Regions from separate parts of the Homo sapiens genome. Here region 2 is linked to region 1. The links are chromatin loops, found by intact Hi-C in ENCODE. Cell type or tissue: PC-3. All regions are shown on one strand.

The links. A loop is a pair of places that touch in the nucleus more often than their neighbours do. Peaks named below come from ENCODE experiments on the same cell type or tissue, not always from the same donor. Only the 100,000 strongest peaks of a DNase experiment are listed, where the experiment ranks them.
Region 2: a loop joins it to region 1, with 8 times the contacts of the local background. A loop is called at or near these places in 5 of 110 quality-filtered maps.

What each region holds. Positions count from the first base shown.
Region 1 is chr18:6,536,581-6,544,580 of GRCh38, reverse strand. All of the region lies in intron 2 of LINC01387 (long intergenic non-protein coding RNA 1387), which reads right to left. Among named protein-coding and RNA genes, the nearest start is that of LINC01387, 29 kb to the right of the region's middle. In PC-3, CTCF peaks have their summits at 852, 1,060 (motif pointing left), 2,866 and 3,084 (motif pointing right); no DNase peak of the experiment used is centred here; H3K4me3 peaks cover 593 bases; H3K27ac peaks cover 720 bases.
Region 2 is chr18:7,018,522-7,026,521 of GRCh38, reverse strand. It overlaps LAMA1 (laminin subunit alpha 1), which reads left to right. Exons shown (of 63, transcript NM_005559.4): 17 at 416-543; 18 at 2,056-2,142; 19 at 3,147-3,358. Among named protein-coding and RNA genes, the nearest start is that of LINC00668, 93 kb to the right of the region's middle. In PC-3, CTCF peaks have their summits at 3,880 and 4,084 (motif pointing right); a DNase peak (open chromatin) is centred at 4,071; H3K27me3 peaks cover 2,329 bases.

The sequences.
Region 1 (8,000 bases):
TTACCTATTTTCCCCTGCTTTTTATGCAGTCATTTTGTCAGACACAAATTCCAAAATCAAAATCGTCTAGAGGGAGTAGTCAGCATAGCAGTTTACCCAGGATGATGAGAACGATGTGGAAATAAAAGGGGCAGCTCAATGTTCTCCCCACCCCTACTTGGGGCATTCATGCTCATAGGCATATAGGACCATGCATATAGGGCCATGCATATAGGGCCATGCATATAGGACCATGCATATAGGGCCATGCATATAGGGCCATGCATATAGGGCCATGCATATAGGGCCATGAAGACATGGTTTATAAACAGATAGTTCCAACCCACAATCCCTTACCTACAATCCCCAAATCTCCAAAATTCTAAACACCAAGAATTTTTCTAACTCATTTGGTGACATTTGACCTGAACTGATATTTGGATATATTATGTATTCCATTTAGTATGAATATATTTTGCTACAGAAATATAAATGTGTTTTATTATAGAGTGCTGCCCCACACTCACTCAGCCCAAGTATATGATTTAGGTTTTATTTTATTATTTGAAAATTTGAAAAATTCTGGATGACCTGGAAAATTCTGTACTAGCAGTCATTTGAAGCACCTTTTATATGCAAGGTGCTCTACACACAGCATCTCATTCCAAGGTGCTCTACGCACAGCATCTCATTCCATTCTGACCCACGAAGGAGGTATTATTACTATTGCTGCATTAATGATAGGGAAACTGAGGCCTGGCAAAGTTAAGCAATTCATCCAAGATCCCATACCTAGCTAGTGAGGGAGCAAAGACCCAAACTCAGGCTGCTTGATTCCAAAGCTCAAGTTCATTTCACTCTATATAGGGCTTGGTAGCTGCACCCTGCTCGTCATTGTCCTATCCACTGACCCTGTCAAGCCACCGCCTCGATGGTGAGCAACGGTTTCTAGTAATCTTCAGTGCTACGTGGATGCTGAGGGGAAGAAAGGTGTTGAGCATCTATGAACAGACTGTTTTGTTGCCCCTTTGAATTACTAGTGGGCATCTTCTTGCCAGACCTTCATTTTTATGCCAATTCACTGCCATCTAGTGGTTATTTCAATAGCAATTTTACGTAAAATGTTAGGTGACATAGCATCATTTCTAACAGGCTGGAGATTTGGTCCTTAGAGGTCGTAAAAAAATAAATAAATAAAATAAATAAAACCAAGATGTGCAGGAAAAAGGAATCTAATCTAAGTAAACATTTATAAAATAAAGTACATTTTATTTTTCTATTCTTCAGGTAAGGGACTAGCAAGATGAATGGGCTTTGCTAAGGCTTTGTAAAAGCTCATCTTTACGAACTTAACTAAATAATCAGATTAAATCTCTATGTAGGCTGCTTAGGAAAATAAAAGCTTTCTCTGAAAAGATTTCACCAGCCTTTCTTCAAAGATTGCCAGGGATTGTCTCTGCTCTAATTATAATATTTACAATGCAAATTGTTGGTTGCAATGTACGTTTTTTTCATGAAATTAAAAGTAGTCATTCATATCCTCATTTACATATGTTCCTCTCCAAGACAGATAAACTCTCATTCATCTTTGGTAACAATAATATGATTTATAAATTTGAAGTTCTGACAAAAGAAATCAAAATATGCACATCAATAGAAAAGGTTTTTGGCATTGTAAGTACTTATTTAGTGTATTTCAGTTTAATAATATTTATTGAGCTTCTGGAAAGTCCCAAAAAAGATTCAAATATAGACTCAGCAGTTTCTTGGCCCAGTTGCTTAGAACCTAGAGGAGAAAGATTGGCAACATTACAGTTCAGGTGACACGCAGACTGCAGTGCAAGGAAGTCTGTCCAGTATGTTTGGAGATTGTAATAAAACAGGACTAAAATCCTAAAGACGCTCCCCAGCTTGCTGGTTTCAGATGTCAGACTGGGAGCTTCTTAACACCAAAACATCCTCTCAGATAAATTGGGATCAACCTTTAGTACCTATTAAGGGGCCAGTAAGAACGTCAAAGTTGCTTTGAGATTAAAAATGTTTTGGTGAGCAATGCATAGCCTTGTACTTGCAGCCCAATCCTATCGGGAGGAATAGCATGTGAATAACACGTGAATGTCAGGATCCTGTGAGTCTTCTATTACACACTGCCTACAATTTAAACAGCGAGTCTTGTGAGGATGGAATACTAAAATACTCAATTGAAGCAGATCCTTAAAAAATTACTTTATTTTAGCACTATGTGACTTAGAAAAAATAATGAAGCCAGTTATTTGCCTTAATTATAAGAATGTGATGAGGGGCCGCCACCAGCCAGGGGAGCCTAAGGTTTGGGTTTGTTTTTTTTTTTTCTTTTGAGTTGGAGTCTCACTCTATCTCTCAGGCTGGAGTGCAGTGGCGTGACTTCGGCTCACAGCAACCTCTGCCTCCTGGGTGCAAGCGATTCTCCTGCCTCAGCCTCCTGAGTAGCTGGGATTACAGGCACCTGCCACCATGCCTGGCTAATTTTTATATTTTTAGTAGAGACGAGGTTTCACCATTCGGCCCGGCTTCCTCTAACTCCTGATCTTAAGTGATCCGCCCACCTCTGCCTCCCAAAGTGCTGAGATTATGGGCGTGAGCCACTGAATCCAGCTTTTTTTTTCTTTTTCTTTTTTTTGTTTTAATTAGAGCTCCTAAATTATTTTCTTTTTTGAAACTTCACAATGCTTATCACAACTTCGTAATAGCGGATGCCCTTTTCTCTGCTTTTTTTTCCCCTTGGCATGCTTCCCTCATGCCTCTTGTGGTGATAGTGTCTTGCTTTGGTTCAAACATGTATTTATGGGATTGCATTCACAGATTTCATTCCATCCAAACGTAGGTAAAAATGCAGGAGTAATGTCTTTCCTTATTTTTGCCTCTGGGTGTATGATGGCCCCAAAAGAACAAAGGCAACAAAGGGCAAGTCTCAGTACAGAGCAGAAAACCCCGATAATTTGCAACAGGAAAGTGCTCCCCTGTAGGGGGCTCTGGAACCACCACTCCAGGCAGTGTGTAATTTGCAACAGGAAAGTGCTCCCCTGTAGGGGGCTCTGGAACCACCACTCCAGGCAGTGTGTAATTTGCAACAGGAAAGTGCTCCCCTGTAGGGGGCTCTGGAACCACCACTCCAGGCAGTGTGTAATTTGCAACAGGAAAGTGCTCCCCTGTAGGGGGCTCTGGAACCACCACTCCAGGCAGTGTGTAATTTGCAACAGGAAAGTGCTCCCCTGTAGGGGGCTCTGGAACCACCACTCCAGGCAGTGTGTGAGGCTGGGAACAGATGGGAAGGCAGCCGTTCGTAGCAGCCTGTGTCAGACAAGGGACACCTCCAAGTATACAATTGCTCCACTCTTCGCTAAGACCGACTACATCCTGACTTACTCCTGAAACATCTAAACCCTCATTAGAGAAACAGGAAGTTCTCATGTAGCGAAGGCCAGCACACAATGCTGCCCTTTGTCTGTTTGGAAAAATTAAAGTAATAAAATTATCCAAATCATTTCCACAGTTCCGAAGATTTGTATAAACTGCATCTGAGCCCTTTAAAAAGCAAGGCTTTGGATGAGATTTAAAGCTTCGTGATGTATTTACTCACGACACATACAGGAGGCAAATAGATACCTGCATAATTTTCAGGTGATCTAGCTTGTTTTAAGGAGACAGTGGAAAGTCTAATGCGACAAATGTTAGGTGTGTCCTTTGGAAAATTTCCCTTCACATACCAATTGCTTGACTGGGGTTTCTTTGGGAGGCAGTCAGTAATCAATTTAGCATTGAGCTCTCAGAAAATGGCAAAAGTTCTAAAGAACTAGGGCATAAACCTATTCAGGATTCAGTGCAACTTCCTCAATTGTTTTTTATTAAAAATATTTTTTAAATGCCAGCACTCACCAACTGTGCAAAGAAAAAGTCATAAAAAATAAACTCCCAACCTACAGTGTGTACAGGAAATGGTGAGATAAAAATCAATAAAAAAACAAAATCAGGTTTTGGCTTCCACGGAGTTCCACACACCAACAGTATTTGAAAATCTTTTAAAATGATGAAATCAGCAATGTCTGAGACATTCCTAAGAGTTCACTGGTTTATTGGAAACCTAGGAAAGCACATGAACAGCGGAGTACTTGTCACGTGGAGAATGTGAGGGTCGAGGTAATGTTGTAAAATGTTAAGAACTTTTACCAACTTTTGTGAACGTTTTAGAGAAATGGCAGAAACTAAGCCTTAGTGTTCTGCTTAGCTTTTCTTTCCTTCTTTTGTCCACCCTCTCCAGCCTTGGAGAAAAGCACTCTCTCTCTCTCTCTCACACACACACACACACACTCTCTCTCTCTCACACACACACACACACACACTCTCTCTCTCTCCACATGTGTAGGAAGTCCCATTTTGTATCTCCAGCCCACAAGTCTCTCCTCAGCTCATATTCAACCCTGCCCTCCGCATCACCTCAAATCTTACACAATCAGAACAGACCAATCTGCTTTTGTCACAGTCCTGCCCATTGTTAACAAATGACAACTTCATTCTTCTAACTGCTCAGGTGGAAAGCTTTGGAATCATCCTTCATTCCTTTCTTTCTCTCGAAACTCATCAGCTCTGCCTTTAAAATCGATCCTGAATCCGGCCATTTACCACCTGTGTCACAGTCACCTGGCTCGTTGCAATAGCCTTCCAACTGGTCACCCGCTTCCTCAGTTGTTGTCCTTTGATCTGTTTTCAAAACACCAGTTAGGGCCAGGAGTGGTGACTCACACCTCTAATCCCAACACTTTGGAAGGCCAAGGCAGGAGGATCACTTGAGGTCAGAGTTCAAGACCAGCTTGGGCAACGTTGCGAGACCCAGTCTCTGCAAAAAATAAAAAATAAAAAAAATTAGCCAGGTGTGGTGGCACCACCTGTGGTCTCAGCTACTCGGGAGGCTGAGGTGGGAGGATTGCTTGAGTCTGGGAGATGGAGGCTGCAGTGAACTATGATGGCACCACTGCACTCCAGCCTGGGCAACAGAAGGAGAATCTGTCCCAGAAACTAAAACAAAAAAGCCACAAAAAAAGACACCGCCAGTTAGAGTGACTTGGTTTCAATGTTAAGACAGGTCATGTCAAGCTGTTGCCCCAAATCGTCCAATATTTCCCTTCCTGCTCAGTAAGAGCCAACTTCCTTGAAATGGCCAAAGGCCCTGTGCTATCACTGGGTTCTCCGAACTCATCTCTCCTGCTTCCCTCCTCTCTCTCCTGGCTCTGGACACTCGGAACACACTAGGCTTGCCCGCGGGTTGTACTGGCTTTTCCCCCTGCCTGAGACCCACTTTGCTCCAGACAGCTCATTCCCTCCTTGCTCCTTTCTTTTGGTATCTATGTTCTCTCAAGGTGTCTAAGATGCAGAACCCACACTCTCAGCACTTTTTCATCCCCCTCCTTACTCTACTTTTCTTTGGAGCATCTACCATCATCGAATTTATTGCCTATTTTATTTAGGTATCTAACAGCTCACACTCTTAGAATGTAAACTTCCAGAAGTGGAGGGAAGTTTTGTATTCCCAGTGCTCTATCACTGGTACCTAGTAAGAGCTAAGAGGGATGAATCCAGGTTTATGAGGTGGGAAGCTTACATTTCCAAAGGATCTGCTTAAAGAAAAAGAGAACACAAATGTACAAATACAAAATTAGGTATAAAAGTGAATACTTACTTAGAATTAGAAATTACAATAATTATTTTTTTTAATTTTAAAAAATTTTTCTTAGAGATAGGGTCTTGCTCTGTTGCCCAGGCTGGAGTGCAGTGGTACGATCATAGCTCACTGTGACCTTGTGAACTCCTGGGCTCAAGTGATCCTCCTGCCTCAAGTCTCAAAGTGTTGGGATTACAGGCATGAGCCAGCATGCCCAGTCCAAATTATTATTATTATTATTTTTGAGACAGACTTTTGCTCTGTCACCCAGGCTGGAGTGCAGTGGTGTGATCTCAGTTCACTGCAACCTCCGCCTCCCAGATTCAAGCATTTCTCATGCCTCAGCCTCCTGAGTAGCTGAGATTACAGGCACCCGCCACCACTCCTGGCTAATTTTTGTGTTTTTAGTATAGACTGGGTTATAGACGTGAGCCACCTTGGCCAGCCCCAAATTATTTTTTAAATAGCCAACACTAACAAAAAAAATCACAAAGTCCAGAAAAAGGACATAATATGTTCATTAATCAACTACCTATTCATTTCTACAATACCTTTTCTCCACATTTTTGGCTATATCCTCTTTAATCACCTCTTTCTATGATAATAATTTTATATATATTTTTCTATACAAAGAATTAAAATGTAACTCAATCTTTCCTCTAGCATAGTTGAAAGTTTTATTTTGTTTTGTTTTGCTTTTTGGAACTGATTAATTTATTGCTTAGTTTGTATTAATAGCTCAGCTTTACAGTTTGTTACTGGTAATGTCACGTATGTTATTAGGATTGTTGTCTAATTCTGAAACATGATCACCAGGTTTCTTTCATGCAGAGCTATAGGAATTCAGGTCATTTCAAGTATTTTGTGCAGTGACCAGTCTTAAATACTATGAACTGATGACGTTCAACAGTTTGTCATTGACCTCCTCATTGTAATGGCCCAATAGGAGTTTCATATTATCTTTGTCAATATCAGTATTTCATAAGGATAAAGCTTGCAGCTTCACATACAAACTCACTGTTTGTTAGTGCACAACTTTATGCCCTACAAAAATAAGAAATCTTTTAAAACATATTTCATGTATTCTCATCAAAAAGAAAACATTGTTTTGTGCCTTTACAATTTTATCTGTTGCATTTTTCAGTATATTCCTAACCAAAGTGAACTTCTGTTTTGACCAGGGGTCAATGAAAGCTGCGTTTTTTACTTTCAGTTTTACATGACTGGTGGTTGGAAGAACTCTCTAAAGGCTGCCTCTGGCTAGTTTCCCTTCTAGTATCTACATGCCTATGGTGTCAAGCACTGTTGTATTAGTCTGTTTTCATGCTGCTGATAAAGACAAACCTGATATTGGGTAATTTATAAAGAAAAAGAGGTTTAATGGACTCATAATTCCACATGGCTGAGGAGGCCTCAGAATCATGATGGAAGGCAAACGGCACGTCTTACATGGCAGCAGACAAGAGAAAGAATGAGAATGAAGCAAAAGGGGAAACCCCTTGTAAAACCATCAGATCTCATGAGACTTATTTGCTACCAGGAGAACTGCATGGGGGACCTGTCCCCATGATTCAATTATCTCCCACCAGGTCCCTCCCACAAGATGTGGAAATTATGGGAGCTACAATTCACAGTGAGATTTGGGTGAGGACACAGCCAAACCATGTCAACTGTAGGACATATTCACAGTCCACTATGACCTCTGGCCTTGCACTTTCGTGGCAAAACCCTGGGTAGATTGATGCAGCAGGCAGTAGGAGTATTGCTGGAAACCTTCCTATCCCAGGGTGGTTAGTAATGGCCTGACCACCCACGAAAGTGACTGGGAACTACACACAGAGAACCCATGAAACCCAGACTAAATGCGTCCTCAATCAGCTTTCCTTCAGCCAGAACCCCAGCAACGCCTTCAGCCCTCCATTCCCAGGAAACACAAGGGAAAGTCTGAGAGGAAAGAGACAGTGGTCTTAACTGATTCTGGTGAAAAGGTCTTATTACAAGTTTCACAAAAACGTCTGACCAAATGAGTACATTGATAGAGCCTCTCCCAAGACTTTGGGGAGGGTCTGTGCAGGTACAGAGCCTTGAAGACCATTTCCATTAGCTTCATAATAAGTTAACTTTTGACACTCAATAATAAATATTTCTTGAATAAAGGAAGGAAGGAATATGCAGTATCCAATACTCAAAACCAAATCTCCAAAATCTAAAGACCATGCTACTTCTGTAACTCTGCTGGATGTAGTACAATCTTTTGTGACAGGGAAGTCAAGCTACTCACCCACGGAGCCATTGGGAATGCTCTCAGTATCCCCATAGTTAAGGG
Region 2 (8,000 bases), 480 kb before region 1:
TTTCCACTATATATGAACGATTCTTTCCTTTTGCAACTAAAAAACAGTTGGAGGCGGACACTGTGAGACCACGTGCATATCCCACTCTTCATCAGAATTCCCCTTAGAGGTAGCAGTCGGAAGGTTCTGGCCGAAGCAGCACTTGCTGTCATGTTTGCAAAAGCTTGATCCTCCATCTCCTGCCCTTGTCCATGCTCATCAGTCAGAGAGAAAGCTCTCAGATTTCTCATTTATACAAATTACACTTGCTGATATTAATCTGAAAACAGGAGGCCTTCCTCATATAGCTCAGAGGTTGGTGACTGGTTTTAGCATTTTGTCTTTTTTTTTTCCGCTTGGACTTCAAGTTGCTTATAGATAAATCTGAAAATCCTTTAAGACAACCTGAGCTGATTCTTCTGGTGCATGTTCCTAGGCGTGTGCGCACAACACCACCGGCGTCCACTGTGAGCAGTGCTTGCCCGGCTTCTACGGGGAGCCTTCCCGAGGGACACCTGGGGACTGCCAGCCCTGCGCCTGCCCTCTCACCATAGCCTCCAACAAGTAAGCCTCGGACCTCATCAGCGGTTCCTGCCAGCATGGCCAGGATTCCCACCCAGATGCGTACTAATGACTTCAGAGCAAGACTGTGTGTGTAATACGTGTGTGAATTTTGCCCAGTGACAATTGATTTGGATTAAAGACAGAGGGGTGGGTTATTTTCTTGTAAACCAACGTTTGGCTTATGAAAGCAGGCAAGAAGAGGTGTGTGCCAGCAAGGACCTATACACGCCGTTTTCCCTCTTGATTCCTCTTGGTCATCAGTTGTTTCACAAGTATATGTTGTCTACTTACCAGTGGGCTAGGAGGTGGAGGGATACAGAGAGGAATAAAACATTGTCCCTCGACTTAGGGAGTTTTTGATCTAATGACCAAAATATGTACGCATGAGGCTAAACAAGAGCAGTCTAAATCCATTCATTGATTCAACAGATATTTATGGAGTGCCTACTGTGTCCTGAGTTTTACAGCAGGTGTTCTGAATAGCAAACTGTTCTCACCTGGCCGTGGGCCCCAGGGGACTCAGTGTGGTCGTGACTGTAGTGAGGCCTGTCCACCAGATGGTGGGGAGGAGGGAGAGCAGTGTCCAGCCTACCTAGGTGGGTGCAGGAAGCTCTTCTCTCAGATTTGCAGGAGAAGGAGTTTCACAGGCAGCATAGACGGGCGTTCTAGGCAGATGGAGCTGGGCGTGCCATGGCATGGCAGCAGGAACAGGCATCGCCCATTTGAGGAACTGCAGCAGGCCATGGAACAGAAGGCATGGAGGGAGGTGGAAGGAGATGTACCAGGCAAGGTCTTATAGTCACACTGGGGCAAGTGCATCCCACAGGCCAGCAGCTTAAAAGCCTCTGTCTCTCGCTGGTTTAACCTTTAGAACTCTTCCTTCACCCACTCTCAAAGAATTCCCAGTATATAAAAAGGATGCAGTCAGGGTTACTCATGATGAAATTGGGGGTGGGTACTGTCATCCACCCTGCACAGGATCCTCAAGGTTTAGGAATAGGGTTGGAAGGGGCATCCGTTAGCAGGGGGTCCCTGGAGAGGTGCGAGAGCCTCCTGACCACTTTGTGTTTGAGTGAGCTCACTTTTGCCCTGGTATGGGCAGTGCTCTGAGGTGGGAAGTCAGTGCCAGGGAACCCGAGCTGGGGAACCCAGCATCCTAGGAGCACCCGAGCAGGCCTCCTGGAGGAAGCATCAGCTGAGTTGGGCACTGGGGCTGAGCTGGGTTAACCCAGGCAGACAGCGAGAGAAGCAGGCGCGCTGTGGGCTGAGAATGAGAGGAGTAGGGAGCAGGGAGTGAGGAGTGAGTGTCAGTGCCTGGATCATGGGACCAGGAGTCTGTGAGGGGTTGAGACTCACAGGGTGGGCTGGGTGACCAGAGGCCCCGGATTCTGAGCTAAGGAGGTCTCATTGAAGGTCTGGAAGCACAGGAGTAGTAGAAATGAAGCATTTTAAATAGTTAGAAATTCGGCTTCATCCATTGGAAAATTTTGTTCATTTCTAATGTTTTGACAGTTTCAGCCCCACCTGCCACCTCAATGATGGAGATGAAGTGGTCTGTGACTGGTGTGCCCCGGGCTACTCAGGAGCTTGGTGTGAGAGGTACTCTGCATCCACTGGCTTCAACACATTTTCGAAATTAAATATAAATTCTATGTGTTTATTTTTAAATGCGTAGTTAAGTGTGGTTTTGGAGTTTTGATGCATAATTGTTATTTCATAGAATCATTGAGAAAAATCAGTATTTCATGTTTTAAAATTAATGTTAAACCTTACTGGGAATTTTTAAAGAACGGTACTCTTTTCCTGGCTAATCTGAGTTCTCATCAAGAACAATAGGCCGGGTTTGGTGGCCCACACATGTAATGCCAGGACTTTGGGAGGCTGAGGCAGGTGGATCACCTGAGGTTAGGAGTTCGAGACCAGCCTGACCAACGTGGTAAAACCCTGTCTCTACAAAAAGAAAAAAAAAACAAAAGGCCGGGCATGACGGCGGGTGCCTGTAATCCTAGCTACTTGGGAGGCTGAGGCAGGAGAATCACTTGAACCTGGGAGGTGGAGGTTGCAGTGAGTGGAGATTGCGCCATTGCACTCCAGCCTAGGAGACAGAGTGAGACTCTATCTCAAAAAACAAAACAAAACAAAAACAATAGGAAGCAGCAAGGAGTCGGTATCTGTGGTTCACACATTTGAATATTCCATTGCTCCGGGCTGTTCTGGAGATGACAGGTGGTTTGCTTTAGTAGCCGTCTTCTGGCTCCTGAAGGCCAGTGCTGTCTTTCCTATGTGTGCGTCTCAGTGCCCAGCTCTGGCTGAGCCTGCAGGAGGCTGTGCGGCATCCGGAGTGGTCAGGGGTGGGTCAGAGTTGGCCCTGGAAACAGGTGCATGTCCCCTGGATTTATGCCTCATTTTGGATGCTCTCCCCCTTCACCGCGACAGGTGAAGGAGATCTGGGAATGCCCGAGTGGGGAGTCATATCCCTTTCACAGTAAATCTCAGGGAACAGAGTCCGTCTGATTTATTAGCCATTCAGGGAGTCCCTGGATAGTGCGGTAAGGCCTTAAGTAACTGCATTTGTCTGATCCCACTTTCAATCTTTGATACAGATGTGCAGATGGTTACTATGGAAACCCAACAGTGCCTGGCGAATCTTGTGTTCCCTGTGACTGCAGCGGCAACGTGGACCCCTCGGAGGCTGGTCACTGTGACTCAGTCACCGGGGAGTGCCTGAAGTGCCTGGGGAACACAGATGGCGCCCACTGTGAAAGGTGTGCTGACGGGTTCTATGGGGACGCTGTGACAGCCAAGAACTGCCGCGGTGAGTGCGTGAGCGTGAAGTCAGGTCAGCTGTTTATTGCCATAGGAAGTCTTCAACCGTATAGTCACATGTGTCACACAGGGCCCCGCCTAGGAGGTCACACTCTCTTGAGGGGTTACTTGCATTAATGCTGGGTCTCTGATCAAATACAGACCCACGACCCAGTTCTTCCCTAGCTACCCTATCCTGAGCTTGGTTAGTCATAACCCATAGGGGTCAGTGGCCTGGAAAGATGCAGCCTGCCACCCGAGCGGCCAGTGTGACTTGACAGAGTTCCGGCTCTGCTCCCCGTGACTGAAATGAAAGTGGGGAAGCTCAGAGCCTGTCACATTCGTAAGGGAGATGCTTCAGAGGCTGCACGAGGCAGATGGGATTCCAAGATGAAGGGTGGGAAATGGTAAGACTGTAACCCCAGAAACTGCGTAAAGCACCGTGTGGTGCATCTTAGCCCTCTGTGCCAGAACTGCCCGACCCCTATGGCACTCTGCTGAATTCGATCCTTGAAATTATGGATCGTGGAGAAAACTAGATTCTCCTGCACAGCAGATGACCTGGCCGGAGGGATGATTCAGCCCTCAGATTTTGAAGGAGTGAAAGAACAAAAGTGGCAATTATAAATTATTTTGAGTATTTCATATAAACGCCAGTCATACTATGGTACTACGACATGGGGACACAAGAGGGCACCAGCTGTACAGAAAACATACTTTCCCAGGCACACGTGGAGAGATTGGAAATGTTTTATGGCCCTGGGCCAATCAAGCTGATCTCCAGCAGGTGGCCACCTTGACTGGCTATCATACCAGGATAATTATGATAACAGCATTTCTACAAGGCTTCACGATTTGTAGAATGTTTTTATCATTTTCATGTCATTTCTTTTCATCATTACTGCAAGCCTTGGTGATTCATTCCTCCGTTCATTCATTGTTTATTAAGTGTCCGGTATTTCCCAGACACTGTACTAAGAACTGCGACAGGTAGTTGGGAAATTGTGATTCAAGTCTACTGGGAAGCTACACATGATGATGGTATGGGGGGAAAACATACCTGTGGATCCAGGTGTTGGAGTCTCGACTAATGTGAGTTTTATTCCAGGACCAACTGTGTGACATTGGGCTAATTTATTAGCCTCTCTGAGCCACTATTTTGTTATTCATAAAATAGACATAATTATATGTGTATATCAAGGCCTTTCTGAGAAGTCAGTGCGGTAACATTTAAAGTTCTAGACATGAAATAAATGGCAGCTATTATAATTACTAGTAATAAACCAATTATTATTATATTTTCTAATATATAATATATATAATATAATATAATATATTATTATATTATATAATATATATTATATAATATAATATATTATTATATTTTCACTCCACTGCTGTCCAACAGAAATACAATGTAAACCACCCATGTAATTTAAAATTTTTTAGTAGTCACATTTTTCAATAGTAAAAAGAAGTAGGTGAAATGTATTTTAATAATACATTCTATCTGAGCTGATATATTAAAAATAAGCATTTTGTCATGTGATCAGGTTTTAAAAGTATTAAGCAATATTTACTTTCTTTTTTAGTACTGAGTCATCAAAATTGAGTGTATATTTTATAGCCCAGCTCAATTAGGATGCTACATTTTCCTCAGAAATACTTGATCTACATGTAGATTACAGAAAATTTACAATTGAAAAGGTAGTTCAAACATATTTAAAATTTTTCCGTCCTGTACCAAAAATTATTTTCTTTAATATTGGCATCCACATTGACAAAACCGCTTCAGTATTTAAATTTAAACTCAGAGATTTGGTTCTTCGCTTGCATCAGCCACATCTCCAGCATTTGGTAGACATGTGTGGTTAGCGGCCACAGGACAGGACTGTGAAGGTCAAGGCGATGAATGACTGTCGGGGGTTGCACTTGAAGGCACGGAGGCGGGCAGGCCCATCAGCCCAGGGTGGCCCGGGCTGCCTCCTGAAGGGGGTGCTGTTCATCTGAGACCTGAAGGATGGGAAGAAGAGCCCCAAGAAGAGTGACCAGCGTGGGAAGACGGGCCCAGGCAAGTAGGCAGGCCCTGCCCGAGGTAGACACTGGAGAGAGAGTGACCAGAATGGAAAAGACAGAGACAGGGAGGGGAGGTCTCGGGCTGATAGGTGGGAAGCAGCCACGTCGGAAGGGTCTCCTGTGCAGTGTTGAGGTGCTGAGGTCACCTCGTCCTCCCTGTCCTGGGACTCACCAGCAACTTGTGCAGACATGGAGTGGGCCAGGGTGTGATTGGAGCTGTGTGTTTGAATATCGCCCTGCTGCCAGCGTTGAGGAGGGAATGGCTGCCAGGGGTGTTGGGTTAGGAGACAAGACCCGAAATGAATCTTTCTGGTAAGCATTGATGAGGGCTTCAGGTAGGGCCTTTGCCATGGAGATAAAAGAGAAGACGTAAAATAGGTCTTGATGACAGGTTGGAAGGTGGAGGAAGGACGGTTAGAGCAGCTGGGGTTTGGGTCTGGGCCTGGGCTAGTAGGGCTGATGCTGACCAGGCTGTCTCTGGTTTCTGAACACTTAACAGCTTTTATCCTTTCTCATCCCTTCTCTCGCATCCCCTCGCTTCGATGAGACAAAGTCCTGTGAACTGTTTCTGCATATCCCACGAGCAGTCCTTCCATTTCTATAACAGGGTTCCCTCTGTGGACTTCTTGTAGGGCCCCCCATTCTTATATAATACTATAGTCTGTTAGGTTAAACCAAGTGCAAGTGCCGGTGTTGTGTGTGATTGACCTTCTCTAAAGCAAGCGCGTATAGTTCAACCCAGTATTTATCTGTTTCCCCTCACCCCCCATAACTCTCACTCACTTGAAGCTTGGTAGGAGGAGAAACTGATCGTCAGGTTCACCTCCTGCCTCTGCTGTGGGGCAGCGGCTGCAGCCGGAGGTGTGGACAGGCCGTCCAGGTAGAGTAGAGCACTGAGGGAGATGAGGGTGGTGAGAAACCTCACAGAACTCTAATATTAAAGGACTCTTATATTAAATAAGTTAAATGAGGATAATTTTTATATTGTGAGCTACTCCTGAGAATTAAAATATATATAAAGTACCTGGCTATTCAGTAATTGGCCTAAAATAACACTATTTTAAATTAGTACTATTTATAACATAAATACTATTTTAATTAAGAATTACTATAATAGGCCGGGCATGGTGGTTCACACCTGTAATCTCAGCACTTTGGGAGGCTGAGGCAGGTGGATCACCTAAGGTCAGGAGTTCGAGACCAGCCTGCCCAACATGGCAAAACCCCATCTCTACTAAAAATACAAAAATTAGCTGGGCGTGGTGGTGAGTGCCTGTAATCCTAGCTACTTGGGAGGCTGAGGTGGGAGGATCACTTGAGCCTGGGAGGCGGAGGTGGCAGTGAACTGAGATTGCGCCACGGCACTCCAGCCTGGGTGACGGAGTGAGACCCTGTCTCAAAAAAAAAAAAAAAAAAAAAAAAAGAATTACCATAATAATTATTACTGCAGAGAGAGAACTAGTAATAGCAGTGTGACCTATGGAAAGTTATCTAATCTTTCCAAGTTGTAGATTTCACACCGAAAATAGAGAACATTATTTCGCCTCCCTCCTTGGTTTGTGGTGAAAGTACAAAGAAATACTGAATGTGACAGGCACAGACTAACAGACACATCATACAGTGAATATGATTTTTTAAATTATCATCAATAGTTTACATTGATCATACTTGCATTGAACTTTAAATATTCCCCAGAGAAAGAGGCGGCTTGAAATGAAACACGGAGGGGAGACACACGAGAAACAAGAGGGAGGGCAGGAGAGTGGGCGTCCCAAATACCACAGGAAGAGGGCGATGCAAAAGGGAGAGGGAGGTCACGGGGTCCCTTCCGCAGAGCCACGGGGTAAGAGGGGGACCGAAGTCTGCTCCCTGAATTTGGTGCCTGGGAAATCTCTGGAGACTTTAGGGAGAACAGTTGCAGCAGACAAGGGGCCAGGAGGACACTATGCGAAACTTGGATTGGACGGACGTGCCAGGGAGGTGGATGTTCTGATGGAGGATAAAAGGGAGGGGGTGTCTTGTGTTTGATGGGGGCAGTGGAGAAGGATGTGCTGGGGAGTTAGCAGCAGAGTCCGCACGGTCCAGCTACGGGGTTGATGGAGCAAGTCCCTGAAGGGCACCGGTGAATGGGGCCTCTCGTGGGACTGCAGCATTAAGGCCCCCACTCCAGGAAAACAGACGGCCAGCCTGGCCTAGATCATGAAGGAGGCGGATCCCAGCACGTTTCCTCTGCCCCTGACCTTCCCATGTCATGTCCCATGTCCAGCACTCTTGCTGCAGCCTCCAGGTCGTGTTTAGGCCTTCCATTATTTGTGAAGTTTTTCTCTCTTTTTTCTTACATTGTTATGTCATGACACACACTGTACATGTTCTGAGTCCACACATTTATAAAGAGTGCCTGGGGGCCCGGCGCGGTGGCTCACGCCTGTAATCCCAGCACTTTGGAAGGCCGAGGCGGGCAGATCACAAGGTCAGGAGATCGAGACCATCCTGGCTAACACGGTGAAACCCTGTCTCTACTAAAAATACAAAAAATTAGCCAGGCGTGGTGGCAGGCGCCTGTAGTCCCAGCTACT